2 separate regions of the Mus musculus genome follow, and region 1 is linked to region 2. A link is a loop called in an ENCODE intact Hi-C map of the cell type or tissue named here. Cell type or tissue: heart. All regions are shown on one strand. Links, peaks and the distances in the headings refer to the core of each region. The heading gives the core; the rest is flanking DNA.

Evidence for each region. Peaks named below come from ENCODE experiments on the same cell type or tissue, not always from the same donor. Only the 100,000 strongest peaks of a DNase experiment are listed, where the experiment ranks them.
Region 1: a loop joins it to region 2, with 2.1 times the contacts of the local background. A loop is called at or near these places in 9 of 42 quality-filtered maps.

Annotation. Positions count from the first base shown.
Region 1 is chr6:71,923,958-71,931,957 of GRCm38, forward strand. It overlaps Polr1a (polymerase (RNA) I polypeptide A), which reads left to right. Exons shown (of 34, transcript NM_009088.3): 7 at 633-740; 8 at 2,327-2,432; 9 at 2,692-2,854; 10 at 5,352-5,522; 11 at 5,708-5,830; 12 at 7,637-7,867. Among named protein-coding and RNA genes, the nearest start is that of Polr1a, 19 kb to the left of the region's middle. In heart, for the core only: a CTCF peak has its summit at 4,172 (motif pointing right); a DNase peak (open chromatin) is centred at 6,264.
Region 2 is chr6:72,253,724-72,267,055 of GRCm38, forward strand. Gm30782 (a long non-coding RNA gene) reads right to left here and starts at 1,205. Exons shown (of 3, transcript XR_377760.3): 1 at 800-1,205. In heart, for the core only: no CTCF peak of the experiment used is centred there; DNase peaks (open chromatin) are centred at 5,958 and 7,648; H3K4me3 peaks cover 605 bases; H3K27ac peaks cover 2,851 bases.

The DNA.
Region 1 (8,000 bases), core at 1-8,000, 330 kb before region 2:
GAAATCTCCTCAGTAGAGTATCGTGCAGCCATAGAAATGATGATTGGAGCTGGGCATGGTTGCATAGACTAAGCCCAGCACTTGAGAGGTGGAGACAGGAGGATCAGGACTTCAAGGCTAACCTGGGCTACTTAAGGTTGTCTCAGTAACAAGCAAAAAAGTGTTTAGATGAAAGCTATATAGCAATTGTCTATGTGTCCCTCTTATAGCACCAAATGAACAGAATTTTGATGAAAATAAATCCATGCAAGATTTTCGGGTTTTTTGAAGTAATACCTCACTGTAGCCCACATTGTCCTAGAACTAATGATCCTCCGCCTCGTCCTCCTAAGTCCTGGGGTGACAGGCCTGTGCCACCAACCTGGCACAGTCTCAATGTCATGTACGGTATTTACATGAACCAAAGCACTAGAAAAGAAAGTTTAAAAGTGAAAATAGTTATGTTAGTAATATGAGCGAGTGGGAATGCCCTGGTGTATTCTTCCACTCTGGTTTTATATAATAGTGTCTTGTGTTCGTTACTCCCGAAATCAGAGTGTGGGTGGAGATCCGGGCTGAGGAGCTGCTTCTCTGTAGAATGATGTTTACGGTTGTTGAAAGAATGGGGGGAATATGGGTCTATCTCACTACAGAAGGAGTGCCGGAAGCTCCAGGAATTGACAAGGCTCAGATGGGGAAACGAGGGTACCTGACCCCAAGCAGCGCCCAAGAACACCTTTTCGCCATTTGGAAGAATGAAGGTACTAGAGAAATTGTCTGTCTGTCTGTGGATTTGATTTCCTGGATCATTTTATTAGTCCACCCTCTTACTACCTTAACTGAAGTTCTAATTAATGTAGCTCCCACCTGTAATTTCTCCACTGGTCTGGGGCAAGCTTCAGGGCACATTGACTTAGAGCCATTAAGAAGCAAGGTAGGTCACACCCCCTACCAAGAACTTGGTGCAGCCGAGCCCAGTCACTGCTGCACTACTGCATTCTGGAAGGCTTATTGTCACTCATCTTTTTCAGATGTCCACTAAAAGGGATGTTTTAGCTGGGCAGGTGGCACACACCTTTAGTCTCAGCACTTGGGAGGCAGAGGTAGGTGGATCTCTTGAGTTCAAGGCATGGTCTATATAGTGAGTTCCAAGAAAGCCAAAGCTACTTAGTGAGACCATCTTGAAACCCCCCCCCCCAAAAAAAAGATCTTGTAAACATTCATTCTATGCAGATTCCTTCTGTGAATCAGAGTGAACTTTTGTATGTTTCAGTTCCCTGCAAAAAGGGAAATCTTCCCCTTTCTGAATACATAAGATGGCCAGTGCAGAGACCTCGAAGTCCTCAGCCATCTTCCAAGATGGTGTCAGGGCACTAACGATGGTCTCTGCAAAGGAAGTGCTCTGGGCACTGATTGGTCTCTGCACAGGAAGTGTTCTGGGCACTGATTGGTCTCTGCACAGGAAGTGTTCTGGGCACTGATTGGTCTCTGCACAGGAAGTGTTCTGGGCACTGATTGGTCTCTGCACAGGAAGTGTTCTGGGCACTGATTGGTCTCTGCACAGGAAGTGCTCTGGGCACTGATTGGTCTCTGCACAGGAAGCTCATAGACAACCATGGTATCGCCAGGATTACAAGAGTGGAAAAGTACCGCATTCGTTAAGTGCTTTCTGTGGCAGGCTTTACTCAGGCTTGGTTCATTTTCTCCAAGCAGTTTTAGGTCAGCTTACTTACGTCTCTGATCCAGTTTGCAGAAGAGCCCTCTTCACATACCTATAGAGAAAGGATGTTCCATTATCTTTTGTTTTTAAGAGACTAAACTTTATTTGACTTGATTTTTTTTTTTTATTTTGATTAATTTTGTTCAGAGTCCAAAATAGCAAACATTTTTTTTGTTTGTTTTTTGTTTTTCGAGACAGGGTTTCTCTGTGTAGCCCTGGCTGTCCTGGAACTCAGTTTATAGACCAGTCTGGCCTTGAACTCAGAAATCCGCCTGCCTCTGCCTCTGCTGGGATTACAGGCTGTGCCACCACGCCCCTGCTTGCAAACATTTTGTTATGTATGTAAGATTCCACACCTAGGAGGGAGGGTGACTTAAGCTTCCTGTTTCTTCATAGCTCATTTCCTTACTGAAGTACCGTTGGCCCTCAGCATCTTCATCTTATCTTACTGCATACAAGCTGTCCTATGCCCAGGCTGACTTTGTTTGTTTTTATAAGAAGTATTTTCTTATTCTGCATAGCATCCCATATCCTGTTTTGATTTGTTTTTTTTTTCTTAGTAACATTTTTATGTTTTTATGCATAAATGGCTTAAATGGTCTTGTTGGTTACTTTATTTCAACACAGGATTCTTTCTGAATTATCTTTTTTCGGGATTGGATGATATTGGCCCAGAGTCCAGTTTCAACCCCAGTATGTTCTTTCTAGACTTCATAGTCGTACCGCCATCCAGGTAACTCCTTTTAACTTACTCTGCATGAAAAGGGTGGGCTGAGGAATTGAGCAGGGTCACGTAGGAGGGCCTGGAAGGGTTGGGCCACTGAGAAATCAAACAGCTGTCAAACCAAGGTTGCAGGTAGTGGCCTGAGCATTCTCTGTCATTTGGTTGTCCTAGACATAGGTGGTTGTTTCTAGTGGACTGAGCTGTGCTTCTTTCAGTAAATAGTTAGGAGGCTGAAAAACATTCATGAAGCCTGTATGCCACCCTGTAGGTACCGTCCCGTCAATCGCCTGGGTGACCAGATGTTCACTAATGGCCAGACAGTAAACTTGCAAGCTGTCATGAAGGATGCAGTTTTGATCCGGAAACTTCTGGCGTTGATGGCCCAAGAACAGAAACTGCCCTGTGAGATGACAGAACTCACCATAGACAAGGTCAGAGCTGCCTCGGTGTTGATACAATGTCTTGGTTAAGGACAGGTTTGGTAAGAACTACACACTTGGTTCTAACTGTGTGGACACAGATGTTGTGGCTGCTGCAAGATGCTACCTGCAGTGGGCAGCACCCCTGGTTGGCAGTGTGACTTGTTAGGACAAGTGCAGGCCTGATTATAGATAAATGTAGGTATTGTTTGGGTTCAATATCCAAAGATCATGCCAGTGGTTTTAGTCACTTTGATTTCTTGGACGCATCTTCACTATACAGTGTATGACATTTATGGTGAGGTTTCACACCCAGGCTGTTCTTGGAGGTCTCAGTAGTCATCTTCCCTCCGGCTCTAAGGATGTGTGTGTTGGCTCAGAAAGGTCTTTAGCAATGGAGCCAGGAAGACGATGTAGAATGGGATTTTCTAGAATAAGACCATCCCCACTGACAGTTACCTAGCCCTTTCCAGGTCTTACATCAAACTCTGTAAATTAAAGCTAAATTGGGTATTCAAAGTGACTTGCCAAGGTCACTCCATCCCTGAACTGTGGTCAGGATGTAAATAGAATGGCTTTTTCTAGCTTTGGAGAGACAGACCTCTCATATTCCATGTCATTTGCTCAGACAGTGCTGCTATAAGCCAGGGTTGTCCCAGGGTGACACCATTGTCTCCTGGGCACATAGCTTTGGATGACTTCTTGACCCTTTGTCTGGTTCTACTGAACTTTACTGATGAGTCAGTGTGGATGTGCTTTTAACAGCATAAGAAAGAGTTGCCATCTGCAGGTCCTGGTCCAGTGTGGAAGACTGAAGACCATAGGATAATCAAATCCAATGAGTAGGAATGAGAATTTTATTTTAGTGACCCTTAAGAGTAGAGACTAGCTTTTGTCAATAGTAACAGGGCTCTATCTCTAGGGGGAAAAAAAAAAAACAAACAATACTGTCTTGATCCCTCGGCTAATTTCCCTTTAATTAATTAGACATATTCTTGTTTTTTTCCTATTTGTGTTCATCATTGTATTCCCATGGCACTGATCTCTCAGGAGCTGTCCCCTAGGGACTAGGGACATACCAGAAGCCAGGGGACAAGGTCTTGTTCATTTCAACAGCAATCATGTGACTATAAGCAGTGAGTTTGACTAGACAGGCCTCTGCCATCATGCAGGTGGTGAAAGGACTGTAATGTTGTCTGCAGAACTATATGTACCCTCCAAGATGACTCCTTTATTCCCTGGTAATGGGGACAAACCCAGATTATCACTGTGGCATTGTCATCTGCCTTCACACACTGTTTGTAGCCAGATGGGGCCAGTAGGTGGTGCTCTAAGGACCTCTGTGTTTCTCTTCCCTGGGTAGGTAAGAAGAAGAGTCAGGATTAGGGATAGAAATATTTTTACATGATTAGATAAATATTTAAGCTTGAGGATGAGCCAGTTAGCTTAGTCTAACCCACTTGGGGACTCACATTATAACTGGTGACATACAGTATTATATGGCAAACATTTTTCTTAAGAAATTATTCTACCTGCATTAAAATAATAGTAATGTTATTTGGTGGTGGTGGCTGTTATTATTATTATTGTTATTGTTATTATTATTATTATTATTATTATTATTATTATTATTTGGAGACAGGGTCTCATGTATGTAGCCCATGCTGGCCTTTAAGTTACCATATAGCCAGGGCTGCCCTTAAACTTCTGATGCCCTGCTGCCACCTTCCAAGTGCTGGGCTTACTGTGTGCCCCATCGCTGCCAGTTTCTGTGCTGCTGGAGATGGAGCCAGGGCTTCCAGCAAGCTAGGCAAGCCCTCCACCGCACTTTTATGAATTCACTAATGTTTTCCTAACCCTGTAACTGAAGTAGCAGTTCCATATGAAACTGTTGTCTGGTGGGACCCTCAGCAACAGAGTGCCCACGGGAAGGGCTGCTAAGACCCCCTTGGTTTGGGTGGACTAGACATTAAGAAGCTTAAGATAGAACCTGCTTACGTTATTTTTTAAATCTTAGTGTAGTTTTGATTTTGAGACCAGATTTTGCTCTCCTACCTCTACTTCTCAAGTGGCTGATAATTATAGATATATGCAATGCTGCTGTGCTGATGAATTTTGAGTTCATTTTATAACTAAAAGAGACAAGCTGATACATTCATAGAGGGGCTGGAGCTGATGTGTACTACTGATACACACTAACAAGTACAGTACCATCTGTCAGCTTCCAGGGCTTCTTTTCTTTTTTTAATATAAAGATTTAATTTATATGAATATGGTGTAGCTGTCTCCAGTCACACCATAAGAGGGCATTGGATCCCATTACAGATGAGTCACCATGTGATTGCTGGGATTTGAACTCAGGACCTCTGGAAGAGCAGTCAGTGCTGTTAACCTCTGAACCATCTCTCCAGCCCCCTTCCTGCTCCCCTTTTTGTTTCTCATTAAGGGCTAGGTTGAGTAACCAAGTGTTTTTTCAATCACTCCTATTTTCCTGCCTTTATCTTCCCAGGAAAATGACTCCTCAGTGGCTATCGACCGATCCTTCCTGGGTTTGCTTCCAGGCCCGTCTCTCACAGATAAACTTTACAACATTTGGATTCGCCTTCAGAGCCACGTCAATATTGTGTTTGACAGTGAGATGGACAAATTGATGTTGGAAAAGTACCCTGGCATAAGACAGGTGAGCAGTGAATTGGATTCCGATCACATGTTGGTGAGGGTCAGCAGCTAACAACTGGTCTGCATCCCCGGCTCGCGTCTGCATGTGTAGAAATAAGTGCACATTATACTCACTGTTTCAGAAGCAAGAAGACAGTAGACATGACTGAACTATTTAATATTCTGGCACTTTTTTGCTCTGTGTAGATCCTAGAGAAGAAGGAAGGCCTGTTCCGGAAGCACATGATGGGAAAGCGAGTTGACTACGCAGCCCGCTCGGTCATCTGCCCAGACATGTACATCAACACCAATGAGATCGGAATCCCCATGGTACGTGTTTGTGGGCAGGCCTCATTTTGCTACTGGTGGCTGGGAGATAGGTGTGCCATCAAGGGCTGGGGACAGAGTTGATGGTAGATCAACATGGCTCCAATGGGGACAGCTTCCACTGCTTCACATGTGGAAGGAACTTGAGGTACAAAATGGTTTTGCCATCCTAGAAGACTTTTGCCCCAGAGCACCTTAACCTAGTCTTTAAACCTTTCTTGTCCAACTGAGTCCATGACGGGAGAAGAGGAGGGCAGGGATGTCAGTCCGACTTGAGTGTCTGGCAGTGGAGATGGGAGAGAGCCCTCAGAAGGACAGCGAGTGTGTATCATCTGTCTCTCCCAGTTCCAGGGGTGAGTGGCTTGCCTGGTCACCCATTAGCGCTCCTTGGCGAGCCAGCTTCCTTTTCTCACTTCCCCGCCAGTTAAAGCCTTGGTGCTCATTAGCAGCACTCTCTAGCCGACTTCCTCCTTAATGGGCCTCGAGGTCAATAATTCGAGGACGGTTTAATTCCCTCTGTGCAGAGTTTCATTTCCTTACACGCCACCCTGCCTCTCTTGGGGCAGCTGGTAATAAGCAGAGCTAAAGTGTTCTGAGTCTTGGGCACAGTTTGGCTTCCTGGGCCTGATGTGTCAAGAACAGGCAGAGAGCACAGTTCCTGGGTTCATTGCCTCCCGGGAACCAGAGGTCTTCGCATCCAAAAGCTGAAATATATACCAAGGAAAGCCAGTCATAATATCCTTAAGTTTGAATCTCTGGGAGGAAAGGCCTGGTAGGCAGAAGGTAGAAGCCATCCAGGCTCTGACCTCAGTGCCTGGAGTGTCCCCAGCTTTGCCTTGTACCTCCATAGCATTCTGATCTTTTCTTTTTAAGATCTGGGTTTATTTGCTAATAGCTTGTATCCTGAGGAGAGACTCTAATGCTCTCCACCTTATTGACCCCCACCTTAACCCAAAATCTCAGAGCCATGTAGGCCTGAGGTTAATACAGGGTGACCAGGAAGAACAGTGCTAACCCTGCTCCCCTCCCCCACAGTGCACCAGAGGGGTTATGGGAACAAGAAGGTGAGAGAAAATGAGACTAAGCTAACCTGGCAGGGTTCCACACACCGGAGCACTGCCTCCTAAAGCTGTGGGCCGAGTGATGGGCAAACAGTAAACAAGCCCATTAGCTCGAAGTGAAGGAGGCGGGGCTCTACACTGCTCCCACATACAGACCTGGAGCTTTCACATCCTGGGCTCTGGAGTCTGTGTGTGTGTTGAAGGAGCAAGTAAGTGAACATCTGTGACTCGGAAACTTACTTCGCTGGAGAGAACTCACTTGCTTTAGAGCAAGTTTCAGGCCTAGTGTTGACAGAAGAACACTTCACGTTCTCAGGGGTCAGAATTGCAAATCCATTTCCTCTTCAGCGCCACTCTCTGATGCCATGCCTGGGCTCAGTGGAGGTCACTAAGCAGTTAGTGACACCTGCTGGGATGGGGAGGGGTGTGGTCGCTTTCAAGCAAGTGCCCCGTACTACCCCTTTGGCAACACAGACTTTATTGGCGGACAGGAAAGGGTGACGTTTTGGTGGGTGTACATTTAAGAGAACTAATCTGTAAGTTGCCCTGTCTGTTCCCTTAAGAGAGCAAGCCTAGCAAAATAGTTCAGCAAAGGAGACATGTTGCTCTGCCTGTAGAAAGGCCTTGGCTAAGCAAGACAGCTCTCCACAGTTTGGGAAGAAACCAGGCAGCTCATTTTGTTAGCTTTTGTATTCCTGTAACCTTTGTCTGCCCATTCTGAATTTTAACATGCCATCCTTCTTTCTAGGTATTTGCCACAAAACTGACTTACCCTCAGCCAGTTACCCCCTGGAACGTGCAGGAACTGAGACAGGCAGTCATCAATGGACCCAATGTGCACCCAGGAGCCTCCATGGTCATCAACGAGGATGGCAGTCGCACAGCCCTGAGCTCAGTGGATGCTGCGCAGCGGGAAGCTGTGGCCAAACAGCTCCTGACACCAGCCACAGGGGCTCCGAAGCCTCAGGGGACAAAAGTTGTAAGTAAGAACATGGGTTTGTTCATAACTTCCTAGTTCCTGTCTGGTTCCAACTTGCTGCCTCTGAGCAGGGCTAATCAGAGGATGGTTCTCAGATCAGAAGCAGCTTCACTGGAACTAAGGAGAGAGAGAA
Region 2 (13,332 bases), core at 2,217-10,216:
TTCTGCTCCTCCTTCTCTCTCCTCTTCTGTTGTCTGGTTTCCTCTCCACTCCTTCCTCTTCTTCCTTCTCCTCCTGATTCTCAGATTCCCCCACCTCTTACTTCTGTCTACTCTGCAGCTCCCTGACCCCTTGCTAAAGTGGCAGGTGGCAAGACTGGTCTTCTGAGGACACAGGTAGGCCTTCTGCTCTCCAGCCTGTATGCACATGTCCCTGTCCCAAGGACTCTGCCCTGCCAGAGATGTGTCTCCACCTACAGGAGTCCCAGACCAGATTCAGCTATGTGCCCTGACGGTGCCCTCTTCCCTGGGAGGGAACAGAGAGCCAGCCAAAGTGCTAACCCAAGGCAGCCTGTCCTGTGGCTGATGCCAGTGCCCAACCATGCCTATGGCTCTGTGGTGACTGTGGAGATGCCTGGAACTGGCTGCTACCCTCGGCTGAAGACCATCTGGCTGTGTCCTCTGGCTTCCTCAGAAGAGAACTCTCTTAAATATCTGGGCAGCTGACACCAGCCTGAGCTGGAAGCTGACCACTGCTATTATCCTTCAGTTCCAAGGTGCCCAGGTGGCAGGAGATAGGCAAAGAGGGTCATCCCACAAACCACAGTGCAGGCCACCATGACTTGCCCTCCTAACCACCACCCCCCCTCTCTGCCAGCCTTCTGTCCCTGATCAGCTCTCACAGTGACAGATGGTGCCTTGAAGCCAAGCCCTGGGCTGGAGTCCAGGGGGACCATGTCAGCTGTGATGGGGTTCCCCTTTCATCCTCCGGCCTAGGTTTGGGGCGGCCCCAGCTCTTCACCTGGCTCAACAGGGCTTAGCAGGCCTGGGGTTGAAGTGCAGAAAGCCACATGGCAGAGTGGCAGCAGCCCTTTGGAAACGGAGGCCTGGCTGAGAGAGGAGAGATGACAAGACTCTGGGCTGAGTTGGAGAACACCGAGCAGCCATACAGAGTCTCTCTTCCAGCTAGCAGCATCGATGACAGGCTGGGCTCCGGTCCTTGGGAACAGATGAAGGACACTTGTTCACATCCAGCTTGTCCTCAGAGCCAGTCTGGGTGCCTAGAAGGCCTCTATTGCGACCACCCCTTGATTGTAGATACTATTCCCACCCAGCCCCCACCTCAGCAAGCCAAGGCCCTTGATCTGGGCTGGCTTAAGGAGGGGGAGGGGTGGCTTCAGGCGACTGCTGGGAAGCACGGCACAGCCTGTGCAGTGTCAGGTGCTGTGATGTCACCTCAGAATTCTCCAAAGGCTTTCCATCTGGAGTCAACACCACCCTCACAGCTGCTCCCTGCGCGGTGGCCCTTGCCAGTCTTGGGCTGGATCGAGTGACTGTCCCTCTGGAAGCCAAGCCTGGGACCGGTTTGGGATGAACAGATTCAAAGATAACTTTTCTCATAGAAGAAGCTTAAGGCAGGAGTTCACTGAAGGGTGGGGTGGTACTTATGGGGTGAAAGAGAAGCATGGGAGAAGTTGCTTCCCTTCCCTACCCCCATGTCTGTCTCTCTGTCTTTCTCTCTTTCCCCACACTGTCTGCTATATACTATGGCTTCTGTGTCTTTAAGTTTTACGGTATCATGAATGTCCTCTGTCCACCTGGTAAATTCCAGTTAGCCTTCAAGAAGCCAACTCAGATCTCCCTGTCACTGGCCTCATGCTCTGCCTCTCTCCTCACGAACAGATTCATTAAAGCCCCCAGCAGCTCCACACACAGGCATGGCATGCCCACTGCTGAGTTAGCAGATGGCCTCATAGCCACCTGTCTCTCAACCCCGCCAGCCAGCAGGGGCTCAAGGGCAACCGAGGTGGTCAGACAGAGCCCAGGAACGGCTTGTCCTCTTTAGACATGTGACCACCAGGGCCTGTCCTTAGGGGTTACAGACAGGTATGAGTATATCACCCTGGTGACGTGTTTGTCCTTGCTGAGGATACATTTGGGACGTTGGAATGCATTGAAATAGGCCTTTATTTGGCAAGGGATGTAGCTCCTTAGTAGAGCTCTACTCAGCATTGATCCTTAGGTTTTAGGTCCCAAGTCAAGCATAAAACTAGGTAACACTTGGGAGTTAGATGAAGGAGAATCAGAACTTTAGGTCATCCTTGGCTACATAGCTCATTCAAGATCAGCCTGTGCTACAAGAGATTCCATCTCAAAAATAAATATTTTTTAAAAGATGTTTATTTATAATAATCTCTCTACAACTTTCCATCCATTAGAACATCTCACAAGGTCATGGAGTCATTTGAAGTTGATCTTAGTTATAGAGGGAGAGCAGAAATATAAAAGTATTAAAAATCAAATTGTTCTTGTGGAACCAAAAATATCTGAATAGTTTCTGTCCCTAGGAAGCCAGGGTAGAGAGCAAGACCAAGGGGACCCATTTTTATCCTTTGGTTCCTGAGAAGATCTGTGACAATAAAATGTGTGGTTGTTTTTAAAAGAGAGAGAGAGAGAGAGAGGTGACAGGTGACAAAGTGATTAACAAGAAAATATAGCACAGCAGTGAGCTAGGGTCACATTATGCCCAGTTCCAGAAAACCAGTGTTGGCAAAAACGGCCTGGAGGAGTTCTGTAAAATCATCACCTGTAAGCGAAGGTGAAGCAGCCCGTGCCAAGGATTGAATGAGCACGTGTGGTGTGCCATGAGGCTGTTCTGAAGAGTTCTGGTGGCACTGGGGAGGTGGCTCCGCAGCTGAGCACCGGCTGTACTTCCAGAGGACTTGGGTTCAATACCCAGCAGCGACATGGCAGCTTACAACTGGCAGCTCTAACACCTGACACCCTCATATAGACACACGTGCGAACAAAACACCAGTGCACATAAAATAAATTAATTACTTTAAAAAACAAAAGAGTTCTGTTGCCTAACTTTTCTTGAGGAGACATGAACTCATGTCCAATTACTCCAAATAGGGCATCAGTGAGAGAGCAAAGAAGCAGTTCTGGGCCAGGGAGGTGGCTCAGTGTGTAAATCAAGGTGCTTGCTGCCAAGCCTGATGACCGGAGTTCAATCCCCAGAACCCACTGTGTGGAAGACACGACCTGAGTCCTGAAAATGGTCCTTTGACCTGGAAAGAGTGTCATGAAAATAGGCCTTTCTCCCACATATACACACACATGGACAAGCACGCACATACACATATAAACAAATGTTGTAAAGAATAAAAGAAAATTCCAACCTTGGGAAACAGTGCGTTAATTGTGCTTACAGGAGCACAGTGAGAGATTGCTTACAGCAGTATGAACAATTCCAAAGTCAGCCGCATCACCAATCCCGCTATGTCCCTCCTCTATACCGTAGCATCACCGTGTGCAGCTGGGCTGGGGGTTGGGTGCAGGAGGATGTGAGTAGTGGGTCTCAGGTGAGAGTCTGATGACCTTTGACTCCTTCCATGAGGAAATACTAGCAAGCGTCTGATCTCACAGCGGTGACAGCAACCCCGTGTCTGGAGCAAGTTCTTACCCCAGGTATTCAAACCTTCACATGTACCTCAGATGGCCCTGTTTCACTAGAGTGTTCCCACCGACTAGAACAGAGCCCCTGAACATTTTAGGCGACCAGAAAAGGGTTTCAGGTGGGAAAAACCCAGAAATAACTCCTAACAAGCAGGACCCCAGCCTGCATGAGGGGAGCACAAAGCCAAGGCCAAGAGTCACACACACTTTTTCTGGGACTGCAGTTATTTATCCCAAAGGCATTCAGAGGATGAAAATTACCCACGAGGGTTCTCCTCAGTCGGACTAGAGAGATGGCTCAGCAGTTAAGAGAACTTTGTGTTTCTCCGGAGGACCCAAGGTTGATTCTCAGCACCCACATCAGGTTCACCACCACCTATAACACAAGCTCCAGGGTGATGACATCTCTGGCCTCTGAGAGCTTGTGCACTCATATGTCATACACACACACACATAATTTAAAATTAAAAAAAAAGAATTTTCCTCCTTCTAAGTTACATATCTTTTATTTTCATATTTCACCATTTAAAAAAAAATCTGAATGCATTGAGATGATGCAGTTTTTCAATGATTTGCATTTCTTTTTTTTAAGATTTATTTATTTATTATATGTAAGTACACTGTAGTTGTCTTCAGATACACCAGAAGACGGCATCAGATCTCATTACGGGTGGTTGTGAGCCACCATGTGGTTGCTGGGATTTGAACTTCGGACCTTCGGAAGAGCAGTCGGGTGCCCTTACCCACTGAGCCATCTCACCAGCCCCCTGATTTGCATTTCTTGTTTCTCCAGAACAGTTAAATATTATTGTAGCCAGGGTGCTTCTTGCAGCTGATGCCGTGTGTGTGTGTGTGTGTGTGTGTGTGTGTGTGTGTGTGTGTTTGCATGCATGCATGTGTGTGCCCCACATACAGGCCCCATGGAAGATGACATCAGATGCCCTGGAGCTAGATTTACTGGTAGTTACGAGATGCCCACTCCAGGTTTGGGGAAATGATCTCGGGTTCTGTGGAAGAACAGCGATTGCTTTCATTGTTGAGTCATTTCTCCAGCCCCTGCCAGCCTCAGATCTGTTACATACCCAAGGATGGTCTTAAGTTTTTATGTCTCTTGCATTTACCCTCTGAGTTCTAAGACTATAGGTGTGTACCAGCATGGTTGGTTTATGAGTACTAGAGAGCTATCCCAGAACTTCATGCGTGTTAGCCAAGCAGTGCATCAAAAGGCTGCATCCACAATCCCTGCAATTGACACCGTCTCCAAAGTGTGAAAATAAAACAGTGATCTAACGTATTTTAAATGGAACTGAAAGTCATTTAAGATAGTAGGCTTGGGTTTTTGCTGGTTTTGGTTTTGGTTTTGGTTTTTGTGTTTGTTTGTTTGTTTGTTTGTTTGCTAAAACTTGCAAGGACACGCTAAAAAGCAGAATTCCAAATGAAGATTGACTTTTTTGTTTGTTTGTTTTCTTGTTTTTTTGATTTTTCGAGACAGGGTTTCTCTGTTTCCCTAGCTGTCCTGGAACTCACTTTGTACACCAGGCTGGCCTCGAACTCAGAAATCTGCCTGCCTCTGCGTCCCGAGTGCTGGGATTAAAGGTGTGTGCCACCACGCCCAGTGAAGATTGGCTTTTTAAAAATTATTTATTTTTAATTTTCATGCACCAATGGTTTGCTTGCAAGTATATATAAGCATCCTGTGTGGACCTGGAGCCCAGAGGCTTTGAGCAACCTTGTGGGAGCTGGAAATCAAACCTGGTCCTTTGCAAAAGCAGCAAGTGTGTGCTGTTAATCTGTGAGATGCTCTCCAGACCCCAGGAACACAAGGGATGTGAGCTGGGTGTGGTGGTGAGACTACACCTTTAGTCTCAGTACTGGGGAGGTAGAGGCAGGCAGATCTGTAAGAATTGGAGGCCAGCCTGGACTATGTAGTGAGTTCCAGGTTGGCCAAGACTGCAGAGTGAGACTCTTGTCTCACCCTCCCACACCACCGAGCCCCACAAAAAAGTGGGGGTTAGGGGTAAAGGGTGGACTGGAGAGCTGGCTCAGCAGTTAAGAGTGTGTAACTCTTCCCCCAAGAGAACCTGAGTCTGACTTCAGAATTCATGTTAGACTCCTCACACAGCCTATAAGTTCAGCTCCAGTGTGTCTGACCAATACCTCTGCTCTCTGCAGGTATCTACATTTCATGTGCATATACCTACATACACACCCGAACACAAACACAATTAAAAATAAAATAAAAATATTTATTAAGAGGTAGGGGGATGAAAAAGGGGGGAAAGAGGATGGAAAAGAGGAAGAAAAGGAAAAAACTAAAAGGTTTGTAAAGTGCTCTGCTTGAGGTGTGGCTGTAGCACGTGAGCCCAGGGCCAGCCCCGCCTCTCTCCCTTGCGCTTGGTTGCCTCAGGATGAACTTTGAGGGTAGACGCCTAACATCACCCTCTTGGACTAGCATGCCCAAAGAGAAGTGGCTGGTGCTAAAATTAACTATTGGCATAGCAGAGGTGACCCACACATGTGACACTGGCAACCGTCTGGTTCTGGGGCACACCTGTTAATGATGCCCGAGAAGTGGGCAGTCCCAAAGGTTGCTGGGCTACAGTGAGCAGGCGGAGACATGGCAGCATCTCCAGTGATGCCTCCATCCCCACACTCTGTCCCCTTCTGGGCCAGTCCTGGGCATGCCCAGAGCTTCACAGACCACACGGGGTTTCAGCCAAGACCGAGGAGGGCAGGTGTGGAGGAGTTGCCTCATCTAGCCAAGGCTGTTCCAGACTTCATGTGGGGAGATAGAATAGGGAATTGAGAGGAGACCAGGAATCCAGCTAGGGCAGTCCTGGCTGGGGAAAGTGTCAGAGCCTCAGTCCCTGGGCTGGGGAAAGGACCCAGGCAGGGGCACACTTCTGATATCCTTGCTGGAGAAGGACTGGATCGGCTCTGCAGCAAAGAATGCAAGCAAGGCTGACCTGGACACTGGATGTGTAATCCTCACCACTGCCTTGTCTTGCATCTCCTGCTGGATGCCTGCCGCAGCTGTCCCAGATTTGTGTGTGTGTGTGTGTGTGTGTGTGTGTGTGTGTGTGTGTGTAAAGCTTGTGTGTATGTATGTCGTTGACGTTGAGTTGTCTTTCACAATCACTTCCTACCTTTTATACTGAGTCAGGGTCTCACCTGACCCCAGAACTTGCCGGTTCAGCTAGCCAGGTTACCCCAGGAATCCTCTGTGTCCATCTCCTGAGCCTTGCAGTTACAGGAAGGCCACCATGCCCAGCAGTATTTAAACATGTGTTGAGAATTCAAAGTTCAGTCTTTAAGCTTGCCTGGAAATCCCTTTACCTATCCCTGTGTTCCTGGCCCTTGTTTGTTGTTTTGTTCCATTTTAGACAGGGTCTCGTGTAGCTTATGTACCCTCCTTATCTATCGACATAGCTGAGGATAGCCTTGAACTCTTCTGTTGATCCTCTTGCATGCTGGGATTGCAAGTGAGCATCACCATGCCTAGTTTATGGGGTGCTAAAGAACAAACCCAGGGCTTCAGCCACGCAGGCAGGCAACACTCTACCACTAAGTCATATCCCCAGCCCCATCTCTAGATGCTTCACCCACTCGTGCTACCTGCTGCTCTTCAACCTGGGGCTCCTTACCCAACAGCTTTTAGCATGGGCCTCTTTCTCTGCCATGGCCCATTTTAAAGAGAACACCCATTGAAGCTCAACTTTGGTACTCAGATCAAGTATAACAAGGACATCCACAAATAGACACGGGACCTGGGGGCACTTCGGAGCCAGCCTGTAGCTCATAATCCCACTCTTCTTTCCCCAACGTTGTGCGGTCATGAAATCTCAACAGTCTGTCGTTGGACTTTCTAACACTGTACCTTGGCTGTTGGTTTAGGTATCTGTCTCCCCCAAGGGCGAGCCATAGGTCTTCTTTTTATTTCACTGATCTCTGTGGCTCCAGGCCCCAGTCAGCATCTAACATACCATCTCAGGGAAGCTTGCGGGTCTGGCCCACGCCAAACCTGTTTGAAGCAGACGGAAAAAGTACCCTGTGAGCGAGATTATGAAATGACAGAGATGACGCGAGGGGCTTTCGAAACCTGGGAAGGCATCCACCCACGTGAATTACAGCCCCTTGCTATTCTTGGACATCAGAGAGGCTCAGGCTTTGACCCAACGCAGCCAACCAGAGCCCGCAGTCAGCTGGAGACAGAGCAGCCCTGCAACGCAGACCTCTGCTGCCGCCTAGTGGCTGCTGGTCTCCTAGTAGCTGAGCTGAGGCTGCAGCAAGCCTCCGGGTTCCAATAGGGGACTAGGGAAAGCAGAGAAGGCCATTCAGGGCCTTCCTTTTTTTTTTTTTTTTTTTTTTTTTTGGCAGTGTGACTCAGGATGATATTCAGTGACCTCCTTCATCTTCCTAAGCATCCGTTTTCTCATCGGCAAAATAAAGATGGCTACTACTCCTATGGTTGCTGTGTAGATTAAAGGAGACTATGCATGGAAGCTGTTTAATAAATCCTAAATATTCAGATGCTAGCTATTGCTAGGCAGTTGTAGGCTAGGCTGGCCTCAAACTCACTGTGAAGCCAGGGATGCCCTTGACCTTTTGACCCTTAACGCCTCCATCTCCGGAGTGCTGGGATTATGGCCATGCACCATTGCGCCCTGTTTACTACGCAGTGCTGGGGATCAAACCCAGGACCTCATTTATGTTAGACAAACAACCAACTAAGCTGCTTCCCCAGCCCCCATTGCTACAATGAAAACAAAGACATCCTCAGAGATGCCCATGTTTCATCCCCCTCTGTCATTAGGGTGCCTCTGCCCGCACGAAATCTCACTCTTTCCCTGCAGTACTAGAACTTCAACCCAAACCCGTGCATGCCAGACACTTACACCACCACTGCACTGCATCCCCAGCCCCAGTGCCTGATGTCTGCAGAGCCGAGATGGGGTATCCTGTCTCTGTTCTGTACGTAGGACCTGGAGGCTGCTCAGTGGTGCTGGGTGAAGGGGTGAAAAGTATTATGGGTAAGTGCGACATGCTTCTAGAGGCTTTCCTGTGTAGGGCACAAGTGAGCTGGCTTCCTGGGTAAAAGCACTCGCCATCAAACCTGACGACCTGTGTTGGACCCCCTGGCACCCACTTGGAAGAAGGAAGAGAACTGGCTCCTGTGGGTCGTCCTCTGAGCTCTACTCATGTGCACACTCAACCTCTCAACATAATAAAGAAATAAATGCGAATTTAAAAAATTAAGATTTCTCTGTACACTCTAAAACTTCTATATTAAACATAATCACTGAGAGGGAGGGGCTAGCTCCTCTTACAGGCATAATCACTTTTATAATCACATAAAAACGTATAATGGGGAGCAGTGGGACTAGGGGGGAAGCTGGTGCAGAATTGCATCCTTCCCCAGTGCACAGCCACCATCTCTTGGTGGCAGTGACGGTAAGTCACAAGCATTCCCTTCCCACATGACTCCCCAGTTCACCCCTGCCTCTCCATGTTGACAGTGAATCACTCCAGGGTATAATTAGGAGCGCCATAGTTCCCTGAAAATCTACATAAGCAACATCTGATGGCAGGTGTGTACCTAGCTCAGAGACAGAGTGGAACACACACACAATGCCCAGGACCTCCCCATACCAGTTCTTGGTGGGCCAGGTGCCAGGACTTTGGTCCTTGGGTGGTCTGAAAACCCAAACCTTGGCTGACTTGGGATGGCATAGTGTTAGGAGGAAGAAGTTGGCTCACATCACTCGTCGCTGCCCTCACTACCTGGAGGAGAGTGGGGTCCATTCAGGGCAGGCCCCACTTCTGTAGTGTGTCCCTTCTTTTTCTCAAGTTTTCTTTATTAAACATTTTTGCTTGTGATTATAAAAGTATACATTTGCTATAGAAATTTTAGAATGTACAGAAAGTCTAGAGAGGGCCAAACCCATTCATAATATAACCATTCACCTGGTAGGTGCCCGTGAGCAGCTCCCGGCCCTTAGCATGAAGAGCACATCTCAGCCTCCCCAGAGAGCATGCTCAGACAAGACACCCAGCACCCTGAGACAAGCACCAAGGGTTGTTTGATGGGTTTCTTTCCTGTTTTCTCTAAACATACATCTAGTTTGTTTTGTTTGAAGGTGAATATGATATGTGTGTGTACATGTCTGTCTGTGTATGCCTGTACATGTGTGCCCGCATGTGTGTGTGTGTGTGTGTGTGTGTGTGTGTGTGTGTGTGTGTGTGTGTAGGCCGTAGGTTGATGTTAGATGTCTCCCTCAATCATTCTCCACATTTTTTTTTCTTGAGACAGAGTCTCTCACAGAATCTGGAGTTCAATTGTGAAAGATCAGCTGGCTTCCAAGCTCCAGGAATCCTCCTGTCTCTGCCTTCCCAGTTTTGGAATTACAGTTATGTGCCATTATGCCTGGCTCTAAATGCACATATTTAATATATTAATATAAAGTGTATTTAATTAACATATTTAAGCATATAATTTAATACATATTTAACCATGTGTGTGTATACTAGGAATCAAACTTAGATCCTCACACCTAGAAGGCAAGCAGTTTGCCAATAGAGTCTCTTTAGCCCTTTTTTGTTTGTTTTTGTTTGTTTTGTTTTTGATACAGGGTCTCTAGTTGAGTTCCTATCCTACCTCCACCCCTCCCCCACGTGCTGAGTTACAGGCATGCATCACCATGCCTGGCTTTATACCTAGTTATTTTAAGCACTGAGGTCACACTGTGTCTCTTTAGGCTACCTACCAAAACCATTCTATTGCATGTAACATCGGTTGTCCTTTGAGTTTCACTCTCTCGGCATTTCTAAATATTGCTGTGATTCAAATCCTTGTATTTATTGATTCTTATTATTTTGTCAGTTAGTGCATTAGCCAGCGTTCCCCAGAGAGGCTGAGAACACAGTTGTCATTCTGTCCTTGAAGCTGGGTGTCTCCATGGTTCCTGGGCTTCACACTGTGTTGGAAGCCTGGGAATACTGGTTTTGGAATCACTGACAGAGACAGCAGCAGCCTGGATGGGGAAATCAACTTGGCAGCAAGAGGGAAGCCGGGAACCAAAAGATAAAAACACTACTACTCCTTCTCCTTCTCCTTCTCCTTCTCCTTCTCCTTCTCCTTCTCCTTCTCCTTCTCCTTCTCCTTCTCCTTCTCCTTCTCCTTCTCCTTCTCCTTCTCCTTCTCCTTCTCCTTCTCCTCCTCCTCCTCCTCCTCCTTTTCCCTCTTCTTATCTGGCTGCTTCCAGAAGATGGGGCCCACACTTGGGGGTGGTCACCCAGCATCAATTAAGGCAATCAAAACAATCCCTCCAAGGCTTCCTGCTCAAGTGATTCTAAATTATAACAGTTTAAACATTTAAAACCAGCAATCCCAGCTAGCATACAAAGCAATGAGTTCCGTGGTGACATTTTCATATACACATGTTGAACTTGACTCACATCTGCCCTTTCAGTCCCCGCCCATGGGCCCCACTCCCATTGGTTTCTGTCTTTCTTCCATATAGCATCCTTTCTGTTGACTTGTGGAGGGGTGGGGGGTGCAGGGAATTGCAACACACACCTGTAACCCCAGCACTCAGAATACAGAAGTGGGAGGATCACAGTTTTCAGACAGTTTGAGCTACACTGTGAGACCTGGCCTCAGAAAAACAAAATGATGGACTAGGGAGATGGCTCAGTGGGTAAAAGATCTTGCTGTGTAAGCATGAAGACCTAAGTTCAAATCCTCAACACCCACACAAAAACAACTGGGCATGACCATGTGGGTCTGCATCTCCACTGTGGTAGAGGACAGAGGCAGGAGGATTGCTGTGTAGACAATGGTTTATGTGTAATGTAGAGGTGTACTACGTTTTGCTGGCTGCTGTTTTAGCTCCAGGTTCAGTGAAAGACTGCATCTTGCAGGAATAAGGCAGAGAGTAACAGAACATGGCATCCTCTAGTTTCTACACAGTAATGTACATGCAGTGGTACACATATGTGCACATGCATGTATAATACACAGAGACCTAAATTTTTAAGCTAAACAATAATAATGTTGATAATAGGAACAATGAAAACAGGAAAGGAGGAGGAGGAGGAGGAGGAGAAGGAGGAGGAGGAATGAAAACAGACAGAATCCAGGAAGGCCAACACCCAAGTCAATCATTTTTCATTCTAGGATATAAGGGGGGGAGGAAGAAACCAATAAAAACAGTTAAAAATGGGATTCAGAAATTGAAGTCTGTGCATTTTTAGATGAAAAGGCTTCCGTGCACCCAGAAAAAGTGAGTAAAACACACGTAACTCAGGTGCAGTGCCGTGAGATTTCAGGACCCTGGAAGATGGGGATGATTTGATTCAACACACTCCAGAGGGAAGAGAACACGTGACATAGACTCCCTGCAGATCAGTGTCTGGCTGCCCAGCAGCCACTCTGAGCAAGGAGACAATGAAGCCACTTTGCAAGAAAGATTATCTCCAGTCTAGACCATATGCCCAGCCAACTGCCAATAAAATAGAATTAAAGGGCATTTTCAGATAAGCAAGTTCCCCCAACATTGACCTAGTGGCCACCCTTTTTCTAGAAGCTACTGGGGGGGTGTGCTCTACCAAAGCAAGAAACAAAGCCTAGAAAGAGAGCCAGGAAACAGGAAGGATAGGGCGGCCCAGCCGCAGAACCCAGGATGACGATGAAGGCACAGCCCAGGGAAGCCGCCAGGCACTTACCATAGCTATATTCGTGATGTCCACTGTCTCAGCTAGCCACTCTACCCAGATATAGAAGAGACAGGTCCCAGGGAATGTAGCCCAGCACTACCCCCTCCCGCAACAGATCTTACTACATACCCAAGCCAGCCTAGAGTCTGCTGTGTAGACCAGGCTGGTTTCTATCTGGTGTGGAGGTAAGGCTTGTGCTCCATCCCCAGTCTTCTAGTTTGGTATGTAGTTGAATGGTCTCATCACTGTGCTGGTGAAGTCCCTGCAGTGCCCTCTGGGAGAGCGGACTTGGTAAGAACTCCGTTCACCCCTGATGAAGCATCCCGCTCCCACCAGAGCTAGAGGTGAGCTGTAGTAAGCACCCGCCTTCTAATTAAGACCTGCTGCAAATTCACTGTGGCCCAATGACAGTGCAGCCAATGATGTTGCAAGGCTTGCTGGTGACACTTCCTAAGGACTTCTGTGAGGAAGATCTTAAACCCCCCGAAACTCCTGCTTCCGCCTCCTAAGTCCTAGCATGCACCTGGCTCAATAACAGTTTGCTTTCTAAAAATTTCCCACACTTTCCCACCAAAATATATTTGCCTTGTTGCTTAATACTCTGGATAATCCTCAGTGGTCACACTGACTGCAGCAAGCTTTCCAGCATCACTTCCAGCATCACTTCCAGCATCACTTCCACGGCCAGCGTGAGGACAGCTGTGCTGCCTGTCACTCACAGGTCAAACGAGTGAGGTGGGCAGAGTGTGAAGATGTGCATAAGCACCTGGCTTTGAATCTAACCCATATAAAAAGATGGACAAGATGGAACACGCTTGTAATCCCAGGGCTAGGGGATAGAGACAAGCACATTTCTGGAGCTCACTGGCCAGCCAGGGAGCAGCTAGCAAGCCCCAGGTCTGGGTGAGAGACCCTGTCAGAGCGGAGTTCCTCAAGGACTCACACAAGAGGCATCAGGCCTCCACATTCACACACGCTTGTGTGCTTGCACAAAGTGGTTGACGCCGAGGGAAAGGTCTTTGATACTGGTCCTTTACTTACCATTGGCTCTGGTGTATGTTCATTCCTCCTCATCAAAGAAGATCTGCTCCATCCTTCTGCATAGATGGACTGACAGACATCAAACAGAAGTGGCAAAGAAGCCAACCCAGCACTTCAGAA